2 separate regions of the Homo sapiens genome follow, and region 1 is linked to region 2. Evidence: chromatin contacts called from ENCODE Hi-C or POLR2A ChIA-PET data. All regions are on one chromosome and are shown on one strand. The core of a region is the stretch at or near the end of the contact, and the rest is flanking DNA. Distances in the headings are between cores, read along the strand shown.

Region 1 (6,577 bases), core at 1,241-3,740, 110 kb after region 2:
GGCAAAGGAAACAGGCCCTTGAAAAGAAGGTAATGTGGGGTGGGTAGCCCCCGTATTGATTAAAAAGGGGATGGACTTACCCTCCACCGTAAGAGTTACCCGAAGCTCGGCATCTGTGATGGTCCAAGGGGCTTCTGAGGCGATCGGGCAGCATCAGTCTTCAGCCACTAAGCCGAGGAGATCTGGGAAGGAGTCAGCCAGAGAGCTTTGAGCCAGAGCTCCAGGGACCCTAGAAGGGGCTGTGATATTAGTTGGACAGTCCGATTTCCAGTGGGGTCCCGCACAGGTGGGACAGGCTTAGGAGGAATCCCGGGCTGCAGGCATTCCTTGGCCCAGTGGCCAGTTTTGCGGCACTTGAAGCAAGGTCCATGAGATGGTTTTAAAGGAGTGCCTAGAGGCTGTGGTTTGGTTGCTCTGAAGTTTTTGTGTGCTGAAGGCATGGCTGGGGTTTGTCTTACAGCAGAGGCAAGCAATTGCAGCTCTGAAAGACGTTGCTGCTTGGCTGCCTCTTCTCTATTGTTGAACACCTTGAAGGCGAGATTGATTAATTCCTGTTGTGGGGTTTGAGGGCCAGATTCCAATTTTTGAAGCTTTTTTTGTAATGTCAGGAGCTGACTGAGTGATAAAATGCATATTGAGAATAAGATGGCCTTCTGGCCCTTCAGGGTCTAGGGCTGTAAAGTTTCTAAGGGTAGCCACCAAACGGGCCATGAACTGGGCTGGATTTTCATCTTTACCTTGGGTGGCTTCTTAAAGCTTGTCATAATTAACAGCTTTGTATGCTGCCTTTTTCAGCCCTTCAGCTAGGCAAGAGACCATGTAATCTCGCCTAGCTATACCTGGGGAGCCTGTCTGGTATTCCCATCAAGGATCCTCTCAGGGAACTGCCCTGATGCCTTCTTGGAGGTCTGGCTCATGATGCCGGCGGGTGTTAGCGTGAGATTGGGCTAGGGTATAAACTCTTTCCTGCTCATCTGGGGAGAGGGTAGAGGTCAGGATGACATTTAGGTCACTGCAGGTTAAAGTGTAGGACTGAGTCAAATATTGGAATTCCTGTGTATATTTAGTGGGGTCTGATGAGAAAGAGCCCAGACGCTGACTGATTGGGAAAGGTCTGATAGAGAAAAAGGTATATGAACCTTTACTGTGCCCTCAGCTCCAGCCACCTCTCTATGAGGAAATTGTTGGGCAGGTGGGGGAGAGCTAGTCATGGAATGAAACTAAGCCTGACCAAGTTTGAGGAGGGGAGGTGATAGAAGAATTATAAGATGGGGGAGCGGAGGCTGAGGAAGAATTGGGACTTGATTCAGCCTGCCAAGGAGTGGCCTGGGGAGGGGGAGAGAGGTCAGAGGGGTCTGCAGAAAAGGGGGATTCAGGGGACTCTGAGGTTGGGGTAGAGACTGAAGGAACGGACGGGAGAGAAAGAAGAAAAATTTGGGATGAGTCACATTGGGAGCAGAGGCTTGGGAGGGAGCGAAGTGTAAAAAATGCCTGGACGCAAGGCACCTCAGACCATGTGCCCATTTTTTGACAAAAATGATCTAGGTCTTGTAGGATGGAGAAATCAAAAGTGCCGTTTTCTGGCCACTTGGAACCATTGTCAAGTTTATATTGCGGCCAAGCAGTATTGCAGAAGAAAATAAGACGTTTGAGTTTTATATCAGGTGTTAGTTTAAGAGAAGTTTTTAAGTACACAGGCTAAGGGGGAAGAGGGAGGAATGGAGGGCGGAAGATTGCCCAAAGTGAAGGAGGTAAGTTTAAAGAGAGAAGTAGAGACACGGAGAAGGGCGGGGGTGAGCAGCCAAAGCAGGCGTCCCCGCAAATGACTTGCCACCATGGGAATGTGGGTGAATGACCAAGGCAGGCATCCCCAAGGTGATCAGACACCAGTGGAATGTGGGTGAATAATTAGGCAGGCGTCCCCGCAGTGATTAGACACCAAGGGAAGACTGTCTTCCTGAGTCTGTGACCAGCGCCAGAGTTTTGGGTCCACGGATAAAATGTGTCTCCTTTGTCTCTACTAGAGAAGAAAAAGACTGGACAGGGAGATTGGAGGGTAGCGACAGAGGCTGGAGAAAAGAGTGAAGAGACCACTTACCCGATTTGAAATTGGTGAGATGTTCCTTGGGCTGGTCTGAGGACCCGAGGTCGCAGGTGGATCTCTTCACGGAATGAGGGCCAGGACAGGGGGCCGGTCTCACGAAGGAGTCCCCCTGGCCCAGATTTTGGCACCAAGTGTCAAGCATGTCCGTATAGAAGACCACCTAAACAGGCTTTGTGTGAGCAACAAGGCTGTTAATTCACTTGGGTGCAAGTGGGCTGAGTCTGAAAAGAGAGTCAGCGAAGGGAGATAGGAGAGGGGCAGCTTTATAGGGCTGGGGTAGGCTGTGGAAAGTTACAGTTAAAGGTGGTTATCTGTTGTCAGCAGAGGAGGGAGTCACAAGGTGCATGGTGGAGAGATGATGGGACTCATTGTCCAGAAGAATGTCACAGGGTCGATTGATCAGTTGGGGCAGGGCAGGAACACGTCATAATGGTGGAATGTCGTAAGGTGGGTTAATTAGTTAAGGCAGGAATTGGCTGTTTCACTTCCTTGTTTTTCAGCTGCTCCAGACTTCTTGGCTCCTGTAGGCCACCTGGACATATATGTGCAGGTCACAGGGGTTACAATGGCTGAGCTTCGGCTCAGAGGCCTGACAGTTCCCTTTTGGAAACGTTACAGGGTGATGTGACCTCAGCCCACCCTCTTATCTTTTCCTGGTCCTGGGTTTCAGAACTGCCTGGGGCTCATCTGAGATGCCCACAAGCTGCCGGGTCTCTTGGAGGGTCATGAATATCAGCTCCTGGGTCATTTCTTCCCAGAGGACAGCCTGAGATGTGCCTGTGGGGCCTCTCAGGGGAGCCGCCGGGTGCACCCCCTCCCCCTACCTCCCGGGAGGGAGGAGTCCCCTGGTATCTCCCTCCGTCATCTAAAAGGAAACCCCTTAGGACATTTAGCTTTTCTCACCCCAAGCCCAGTTTTCACTTCTTGGAAATACCTCTCTGGTCAGCCACTCAGATGCTGCTATTGAAGGGAAAAGACTGGAATGATCCCTGTCCTTTGAATCCTCTTAGCCTAGTGAAGGGAGAAAACTATGGCTAAGGACAGGAAAACCACCTTCACTGAGGTGACGCAAAAAGCTGAAACGCACACAATGCAGTGTCTTCTGGGAGGGTGGTCACTGAGTATATATGTGAGCAGCACAGGGTTTGGGGCATGTCTGAGGTTATATAGGATGACCTGATCTGACACTTGAGTCAGACTTGCCGGTATTCCAGTTTGCCCTACCCCTCCCTGGGTTTGTCACCTTGAAAATTTTTTTTTCACTTACTTACTTATAATAGAGTCAGGGTCTCACTACATTGCCTAGGCTGACCTCAAACTCCCGGGCTCAAGCGATCTTCCTGCCTCAAACTCCCAAAGTGCTGGGATTACAGGTGTGAGCCACTGCACCCAGCCTGAACCTCAGTTTTTAAAAAATTAAATATCAAATGGATTTTATTAGTAGAGTTTGATAGACAAGATAGAATATATCCAAGGAGGCAAGAAAGAGGTGTATTTCAGAAAAAAAAGAAAAAAGAAAAGAAATGTCTAGCCTTATATTTCATCCATTAATTTTTTTTTTTTTTGAGACAGAGTCTTGATCTGTTGCCCAGCCTGGAGTACAGTGGTGCCATCTCGGCTCACTGCAACCTCCGCCTCCCAGGTTCAAGTGATTCTCCTGCCTCAGCCTCCGGAGTAGCTGGGATTACAGGCACCTGCCACCACACCTGGCTAATTTTTGTATTTTTAGTAGAGATGGTGTTTCACCATGTTTGCCAGGCTGGTCTCGAACTTCTGACCTCAAATGATCCACCGGCTGGCCTCCCAAAGTGCTCGGATTACAGGCATGAGCCACCCATCATCCGATAAAGCTTTTAATTTACATTTTGTCTTACCCAGATGGCGTGTGATACATTTCTCATATTTGTTCTTTTCTTTTGGGTGATTTCAAATGGAATTCCAGGGCTTAGCCTTGAGAAGGCTACTGGGGCTGAGAATCTCAGCAAAGTAAGGAAAATCACTCTTCCATTATGGCTGCAGCGAAATGAATACATTTCCACAATAAAGTGTCATAGTTAAATTGGTAAATTACAAAGATTCATTAAAACATCCATTTTTCTCCTTTCCAGAGTGAGAACTTGTGACGGTGAATAACTCTTCTCTTTCCTGGTACCTGGACTTCAGAGATTAATACAAAACCCTGTGGGTCAGGACTTGGCAACACCAAGAAGCATTCAAATATAATGATTTATTCAACTGTGTATTGTCATGGAAATAATAATTAAATGGCACATCTTTGTTGTCTGAAAGGGATAGATACTTGTGCTTCTCTTGTTGAGCTATATAAAATACAAGCGCCTTACAATTTGTCTTCCCTGCCTATCTATATGGACACTGAGTTTGAGGGATTTTGTTGGTTTCTTCAAACGCTGAGTATTTTCTTTTAAAAGTAAGTGAATTATCTTGACTCGAGAGCCGAAACCCTCACACAGTGACTTCATGTTAAGGCGACTCTTGAAAAAGCATCTCAGCTGGGCGTGGTGGCTCACGCCTGTAATCCCAGCTCTTTGGGAGGCCAAGACGGGTAGATCACTTGAAGTCAGGAGTTCAAGACCAGCCTGAGTAACATGGCAAAACTCTGTCTCTACTAAAAATACAAAAATTAGCTGGGCGTGGTGGCAGAAACCTGTAATCCCAGCTACTCAGGAGGCTGAGGCAGGAGAATTGCTTGAATCCCAGGGCGGGCAGAGGTTGGAGTGACCTGAGATCACGACGTCACTGCCTCCAGCCTGGGCGATAGAGCAAGACTCAGTCTCAAAAAAAAAAAAAAAAAAAAAAAAAAGAAAGAAAAAGAAAAAACACCTCAAAGGTTAGGAATGATTCTTTCACAGGGAGGAGCAAACAAGATTAGAGAGAAGGTGATGGTGGTGGTGGTGGTGGTTGGCAGGGAGATGACAGAGACCAGAAGAAAGCTTTATCCTAAGGTCTGCCTCTTCTTCGGAGGGAAATAAAGAAGGCCTTGTATTTTGGCTAAGGGTGGGTTAAACATTTGCCTTAGGTTTAAAAAAAATTAAAACAAATTTAAAGATCTACTTAGCTTTTATTCGCAATTCCTGAACCGAAGAAGCATCCCATTCTATAAAATAGAATAAGAACTCCTGCTTTGTATAATGGAATAGGTGATTCTTGTAAGAGGAACAACAAAACAGAACAATTTAAAAAATCATTAGGTTCCTTTTTTGTAAGCGGCCTTATTATATATTATGCCAGCTCAGGTTGGCTGGGTTTTATTTTTGTTTTTTTTATTGGTTGCTGTGACTCTCCTGCTCTCAGGAAAAACTGGTGCATTTGAGGATTTGCCTCCTTCCTTAAAGGTTCAGTTTGATTATGTGGTACTTAGCCTGAGTGACTCCATTTTGGTTTGTTCTGGTCTGCTGGGGCCTAGTGCAGGAGCTCAGTCCAAAACAGTGGCCTCTCATAAGTTTTGTTTAACACTTTCTTCTAAGAGTTGTTTGGTTTGAGCTGGTCCCTTTAAGTCTTTAATCCATTTTTATTTCATTTTTCTATGTTATATAAATTATGGGTCCAACTTTATTTTTTCACATGTGGCTATCCAGTTTTCCCAGCACCATTTTTTAAAATAGAGCAGCCTTTTTCCATTGCATTATCTAAGCATTCTTGTCAAAAATCACTTTACCATATATATATGGGTATCTTTCTTGGCCCCTGTATCTATTCCAGTGATGTATATCTCTGTCTTTAGGCCAGTACCACACTGTTTTGATTCCTGTACCTTGGAGTATTTATTTGAGGATTGTTGCGTCAATAATCATAAGGGATATTTGCAAATCAAATATTGTATCATTGTCTTTATTGTCAGCACAATTTCAGGGCCTCAAGGAATAAACTAGGATATGTTCCTACCTCCTAAAGTTTTTGGAAGAGTTTGAGGAGAATTGGTGTTAATCTTCCTGAAGTGTTTGGTCTGTTTCATCGCTGAAACTGTATGGTGCTGGGCTTTTGTGAGTTGAGGGGTTTTGATTACTGCATCAATCTCCTTATTAGTTGTAGATCTGCTCCAATTTTTTCTTTCTTTTTTTTGAGACGGAGTCTTGCTCTGTCTCCCAGGCTGGAGTGCAGTGGTGCGATCTTGGCTCACTGCAAGCTCCGCCTCCAGGGTTCATGCCATTCTCCTGCCTCAGCCTCCCGAGTAGCTGGGACTACAGGCGCCCGACACCACGCCCAGCTAATTTTTTTGTATTTTTAGTAGAGACGGGGTTTCACCGTGTTAGCCAGGATAGTCTCGATGTCCTGACTTGTGATCCGCCTGCCTCAGCCTCCCGAAGTGCTGGGATTACAGGCATGAGCCACTGCGCCTGGCCCAATTTTTTCTTTCTTTATGACTTAGTCCTATGTTGTGTGTTTCTAGAAATATGCCAACTTCATCAATGTTGTTCAGCTTGTATGTGTGCCCGTAGTGACTTCGTAAATGTG
Region 2 (6,215 bases), core at 3,604-6,103:
CATAGCTGGGAACTCAGTTTTTAAGATTTCTTTTGGGTTTCCATGTTCAAGAGGGTTCAAGTGGTACTCCTGCCTCAGCCTCCTGAGTAGCTGGGATTGCAGATGCCCACCACCATGCCTAGATACTTTTTGTATTTTTAGTAATTTTTGTATTTTTAGTAGAGACAGGGTTTCATCACGTTGGCCAGGCTGTTCTCAAACTCCTGACCTCAGGTGATCCACCCACCTCGGCCTCTCACAGTGCTGGGATTACAGGCATGAGCCACCGTGCTCGGCCCATAAACTTCTATACTCTAAGCTTAAAAATTATTCATGCTAGAGTTTATTTATACAAATATGACAGATAGAAGTGTATGCATGTGTGCACTGTTCACCTAATTTCTGTGAAAATCTTGCAGACATACCTGCTGTTCTGTACCTCAATCCCTTAGCCTCATATCTTGCCTCCCTTGACATGTGTGTACATAGAGGAAGATGCATTTTAAATGATCCCCTTTCTCATTGATTTAGAACTGGTTGAGTTTGAGGCTCATTTCCGTAGAGTATCTACCCTCTAATATTCTGTAAAGCAGGGACCCCCAACCTCCAGGCAGCAGACTGGTACTGGTCTGTGGCCTGTTAGGGACTGTACCACACAGCAGAAGGTGAGCGGTGGGCAAATGAGCAAAACTTCTTCGGTATTTAGAGTCGCTCTACATCACTCGCATTACTGCCTGAGCTCAGTAATGCTCAGTCAGATCAGTAGCAGCATTAGATTCTCAAAGGAGTGCAAACCCTACTGTGAAATGCACATGCAGGGAATCTAGATTGTGTGCACCTTATGAAAATCTAATGCCTGATGATCTGTCACTGTCTCCCATCACCGCCACATGGGATCATCTAGTTGCAGGAAAACAAGCACAGGGCTCCCTGATTCTACATGACGGTGAGTTGTATAATTACCTCATAATATATTACAATGTAATAATAATAGAAATAAAGTGCACAATAAATGTGATGCACCTGAATCATCCTGAAACCATCTTTGCCTCTCCTCCCCCTGCTGCAACTTGTGGAAAAATTGTCTTCCACGAAACTGGTCCCTGGTGCCAAAAGGGTTGGGGACCACTGCTGTAAAGGCAGAGTGTGTGTGTGTGTGTGTGTGTGTGTGTGTGTGTGTGCTGAGGTCTCCATGTTGGGGGACATTCAAGCAGAGACTCTCATGGATGCAGTAGCTGGGCTGTGTAGAGCTCACTTCTTCACTAGATGGGAGGCTGGGCTCCACGGATTGTTCAGTTCCCAGAACCAGAACAGCTGGCATCTCCCCTGCAAGAATCCACCTGTGAGTCTGCCTTAACACCTAACAGGTGTTCAAATTTTCTGTTACTACTTCACCACAGATAACTCTTCTGGATTCAGGCCAAGCCTCCTGTGTCTAGGAGGTTGCTCCCCTAGCCATAATCTACAGCCAAAGAGAACACGTGGTGAGGACAGGCTGGACCTTTAGGTCCCTTCTCTAATACAGTGCAAGGCCATGTCTCTGCCCCCTGTGGGATCCAGGTCAAACCCCATATGCAGCTTACACAGCAACTGCAACAACAGCAGGAACAGTGAGTTGCACTTGCTGAACCTTTAGTCTGCCTTGTGCATTTTGCATGCATTGTCTTTTTAAGTATTATGACAACCATGTGAGGTGGGTGCTGCTGAAACGCCCATTTACAGACGTGAAGGAGCACGGCCCGGTGGTGAGGGTAGCACAATGTGAGGCTGGGTGGGAGGTCTGGGTGTATAGCCCGGCTCCACCAGCTGTGCAACTGTGGGTGGTCACTTAAGTATCTTCCAGGCTTAATGTTTCATTTGTAAAATGAAAAACAAGGTGACTAATATACTTAAAGGACTTAAAACAGGCTGTGTAGGTTATGTCGGCAAATGGTGGTGGCCACCATTCCTGCTCTAGGCTGCCTGCTCATCCCAGGCACACAGGTGGTCTACAGTGTGCCAAACCCCTCTAGCCACTGGGAGCGCTTTCTTCTGTGTCCCTATAACCCCGCCTGTTCATCAAACTCTGGCTTTGCTCCCTGAGCCTAACAGGGATGGAACTGCCAGTAGGTGAGGTCTGTCCTTGCAGAGGGAGTAGGGATTTTGGGGGATGCACCCTACCCCACTGAGGCTGTAGGGCCAGGAGCCTGAATCCCCTGGTTGATTGAGCTGGCAGTGGTGGTGGGGTGGGGGAGGCTTTGGGGCTCCCCAACACCCAGCCAGTGTCAGGAGCACTGTCTTCCCTGCCCTCCTGCTTAGCAGCTGTGCTAGGAGCCCCATCCTTCAAGCACCCCCTCACCCAAGTCCACCCGGCAGGGCAATTCTGGACAGGATACAAGGAGGGCCAGGAGGGGAGCCCTGGGTCTGCTGGGTGGAGCATCCGGGGTGTGGGAGGAGGAGCCAGGTGCTGATTCAAAGACCTCAAGATATTTCCCCTCTGGGACCATGACATTGCCTGAGATTCCTCCATTTATACATGTCCCTGTATTAATATGGCATTGACCCTAATGAATGGGTGCAGAACAGCATGGCAGAGGAAAAAGGTTTGGGCTTGAGGATCTCACAAACCTGGCTTCCTGTGAGCTCTGTAACTTGGGCTAGAGGCCTGCCCTCTCTGAGACTCAGTTTGCTCTTTTGTTAAATGGATGCATTCCCTTCTCTGGATGCCATCACTCAGGTCTCTCCAACAATCCCAGGGCTCTGGCTCAGAGAACCGAGGGGAGGTTGGTGTGAAGGCTTTGGGCATGGTGACGCGGGTGAGCATCTGACATGAGCAGGTGCACTTGACCTAGAGTAGGTGGAACACAGTAGGCATGCTTTACCTAGAGCCCCTGCCACATAGTAGGAGTGCTTTGTGGAGAGTGCCTTGCACACAGTAGGCATTCTTTATGTCAAGAACTTTACATAGAGTAGTTTTACTTTATGTGGAGCACTTGACACACAGAAAAAACACTTTATATAGAGCATCTGGCACACAGTAGGTGTGCATTATGTAGAGTACCGGCCACACAGAGTCAGAGTTTATGAAGAGTACCCAGCATCCAGAGTAGGCACGCTTTATGTAGAGCACTTGACACACAGAAAGAACACTTTATGTAGAGCATCTGGCATACAGTAGGTGTGCTTTATGTAGAGTACCGGACACATGGAGTCACAGTTTATGAAGAGTACCCAGCACCCAGAGTAGGCACGCTTTATGTAGAGCACTTGACACACAGTAGGTGCACTTGACATAGATCACCAGGCACGTAGTAAACATGCTCTACATAGAACATCTGACACACAGTAGGTGTGTTTTATATAGAGCAGCAGGTGCAGAGTAGGTACACTTTACATAAGTTACTCCGCACAAATTTCACTTTATATAGAGGACCGAGAACAAAGAAGCAAGATTTTCTGTAGAGCGCCCAGCACACAGTGGACACACTTTTCATAGAGCACTTGGCACACAGTACACAACATGTATACAGAGTACCTGGCACATGGTAGGTGTGCTTTATTTAGAGTCCAGTACACAGTAAAAGAACTTTGCATATTGTCTTTTGCAAAGAGCAGAGACTGACACACAGCAGCTAAAGTGCTAGCTGCCAGCCCCTTCCCTTCACTCCCTCCTCAGAATCTTTCATCTGTCCCCATCTAAGGCCCATTTTCCTGTGATCCCTCCTCTGTCCCCCTCTAAGGCCTTATCTGACATCCCATTTCCCAGATGGGAAGCCTGAGTCCAGGAGGGGCTCACTACCCACAGTTAGGGCAAGGGGAGGGCAGAATAAGGACTCCACTCAGGGTCCCCCATCTCTGCCCTCCTGTCCCTGGCCCCATCCACTCATGGCCCCTCTCAGCCTTACCTCCCATCTCCCCTCTCTGTCCTCCTATGCTGAACCTAGCCTCCAGGTATTCTCCTCCAGCGGGGCTCTTTATCTCTAAAATCTGACCGGGTAATCCCCAGCACAGTTAGATAGTTTGTTCCTACTCCTGTCAGTCATGTCTCGACCCAGGCCCTGGGTTGCCTGGAGGCAGGACTTGAACTCCTGCCAGACTGTGAAGCCAGAGGCCAGGAGCTTCTGTCTCTGAATCTCCTAAGTCTGCACTGAGAAATGGTGCATGATGAACTCCTGGACCACATGTGGAGAGGAGCTCAGAACATGATCTGGCACAATGGTTGGCCTGGCCCCACTCTCTTGCCACCTGAACTCTCAAGTTCATGACTTTATCTGCCACACTCTTGCCTTGGAAGGGCAAGGTGGCTGTAAACTTTGGGGCTCAGAGTCACCTTTGACTCTTCCTCAAGATCCCCTCCCACTCAGGTGTGAGATGTTGAGACCTGCGGATCCTGTGCCCATGCTGTGTCACCCTGAGCTGGCTCCTCTGCACCCAGCTGGCCCTACGCCAGGTTTTGGTTGGTTGCCCAGGCTTGGAAGACACACCCAGTCCATGGGGATTGGCTCGACCAGCCCAGCCCAGCCTCGCCTCCCACAGCCTTCCGGAAATCAGGGGCCAGAGGCAAAGACCTCCTAGCAGAGGGGGAGAGGAGGGTATGTGGGACAAGCTGCTTCTGATAGGAGCCAGGCTGGCAGTGGCAGGGCTGGAGGGTCCTGGCCTGGGATGGGGAGGGGACTGCCCAAGGTTGGGGTGGGTCAAGGCTGCTGGCCTGGGAGACTGGTGATTTCCTGGTAACTGGACCCCTGGCAACCTCCCAGTGATTCAGGCTGGGCCTTTTTGGATTCTAATCAGCCTCTCTCTCTCTTTCCCTTTCTGTGTAACTGGAGGCCACTTGGCTGCTGGTTTTCATTGGGCATTTCTGGACTTTAGATCTCAGCTCTTGTTTACCCATCTCAGAGCCTTCCCTGATCTGCCTCCAGCACTGCCCATCCTTGCCCCTTTCCACTGTCCTTGGAGCTTCCTGGGCCCTTCCCTGGGCCTCAGGATCCCACCCTCCATCCCGTCTGCCCTGCAGGATGCCGCAGCTGAGCCTGTCCTGGCTGGGCCTCGGGCCCGTGGCAGCATCCCCGTGGCTGCTTCTGCTGCTGGTTGGAGGCTCCTGGCTCCTGGCCCGCGTCCTGGCCTGGACCTACACCTTCTATGACAACTGCCGCCGCCTCCAGTGTTTTCCTCAACCCCCGAAACAGAACTGGTTTTGGGGACACCAGGGCCTGGTGAGTTTGTCAGCAGGACGGGTCTGGGGTCTCAGGATGCATGGAGTTCCTGAGGGGCAGGAATGGGGCTCAGGGAGCTGGGTTTTGAGGGTGGCTGGGGTGTGGGAACACAGAGAAGAGAGGGAGGCAGCTCACTCATTCCTCTGCCCACTCACTCATTCCTCTCCCCGCTCACTCATTCCTCTGCCCACTCACTCATTCCTCTGCCCACTCACTCATTCCTCTCCCCGCTCACTCATTCCTCTCCCCGCTCACTCATTCCTCTCCCCGCTCACTCATTCCTCTCCCCGCTCACTCATTCCTCTGCCCACTCACTCATTCCTCTTCTCGCTCACTCATTCCTCTGCTCACTCACTCATTCCTCTCCTCACTCACTCATTCTTCTCCTCACTCACTCATTCTTCTCCTCACTCACTCATTCCTCTGCTCACTCACTCATTCCTCTCCTCACTCACTCATTCTTCTCCTCACTCACTCATTCCTCTCCTCACTCACTCATTCTTCTCCTCACTCACTCATTCTTCTCCTCACTCACTCATTCCTCTCCTCACTCACTCATTCTTCTCCTCACTCACTCATTCCTCTCCTCACTCACTCATTCTTCTCCTCACTCACTCATTCTTCTCCTCACTCACTCATTCCTCTCCTCACTCACTCATTCTTCTCCTCACTCACTCATTCCTCTCCTCACTCACTCATTCTTCTCCTCACTCACTCATTCCTCTCCTCACTCACTCATTCTTCTCCTCACTCACTCATTCCTCTCCTCACTCACTCATTCTTCTCCTCACTCACTCATTCCTCTCCTCACTCACTCATTCCTCTCCTCACTCACTCATTCCTCTCCTCACTCACTCATTCTTCTCCTCACTCACTCATTCTTCTCCTCACTCACTCATTCCTCTCCTCACTCACTCATTCCTCTCCTCACTCACTCATTCCTCTCCTCGCTCACTCATTCCTCTCCCCGCTCACTCATTCCTCTCCTCACTCACTCATTCCTCTCCTCACTCACTCATTCCTCTCCTCACTCACTCATTCCTC

The links. A loop is a pair of places that touch in the nucleus more often than their neighbours do. ChIA-PET counts read pairs that join two places held with the same protein, here RNA polymerase II (POLR2A).
Region 1: a map of PC-9 shows a loop between it and region 2 (2.5-fold over the local background). The contact joins the promoter of UCA1 here to the promoter of CYP4F11 in region 2. A Hi-C loop is called at or near these places in 1 of 168 maps with a recorded cell type or tissue (PC-9). POLR2A ChIA-PET finds 5 or more read pairs at or near these places in 1 of 52 experiments (PC-9).

What each region holds. Positions count from the first base shown.
Region 1 is chr19:15,824,860-15,831,436 of GRCh38, reverse strand. It overlaps UCA1 (urothelial cancer associated 1), which reads right to left and starts at 2,490. Exons shown (of 3, transcript NR_015379.3): 1 at 2,099-2,490; 2 at 81-182. It overlaps LOC124900418 (collagen alpha-1(I) chain-like), which reads right to left and starts at 2,490. Exons shown (of 3, transcript XM_047439793.1): 1 at 2,099-2,490; 2 at 81-182. RefSeq lists an enhancer at 2,047-3,246.
Region 2 is chr19:15,933,167-15,939,381 of GRCh38, reverse strand. CYP4F11 (cytochrome P450 family 4 subfamily F member 11) reads left to right here and starts at 4,853. Exons shown (of 12, transcript NM_021187.4): 1 at 4,853-5,171. The coding sequence starts at 4,974.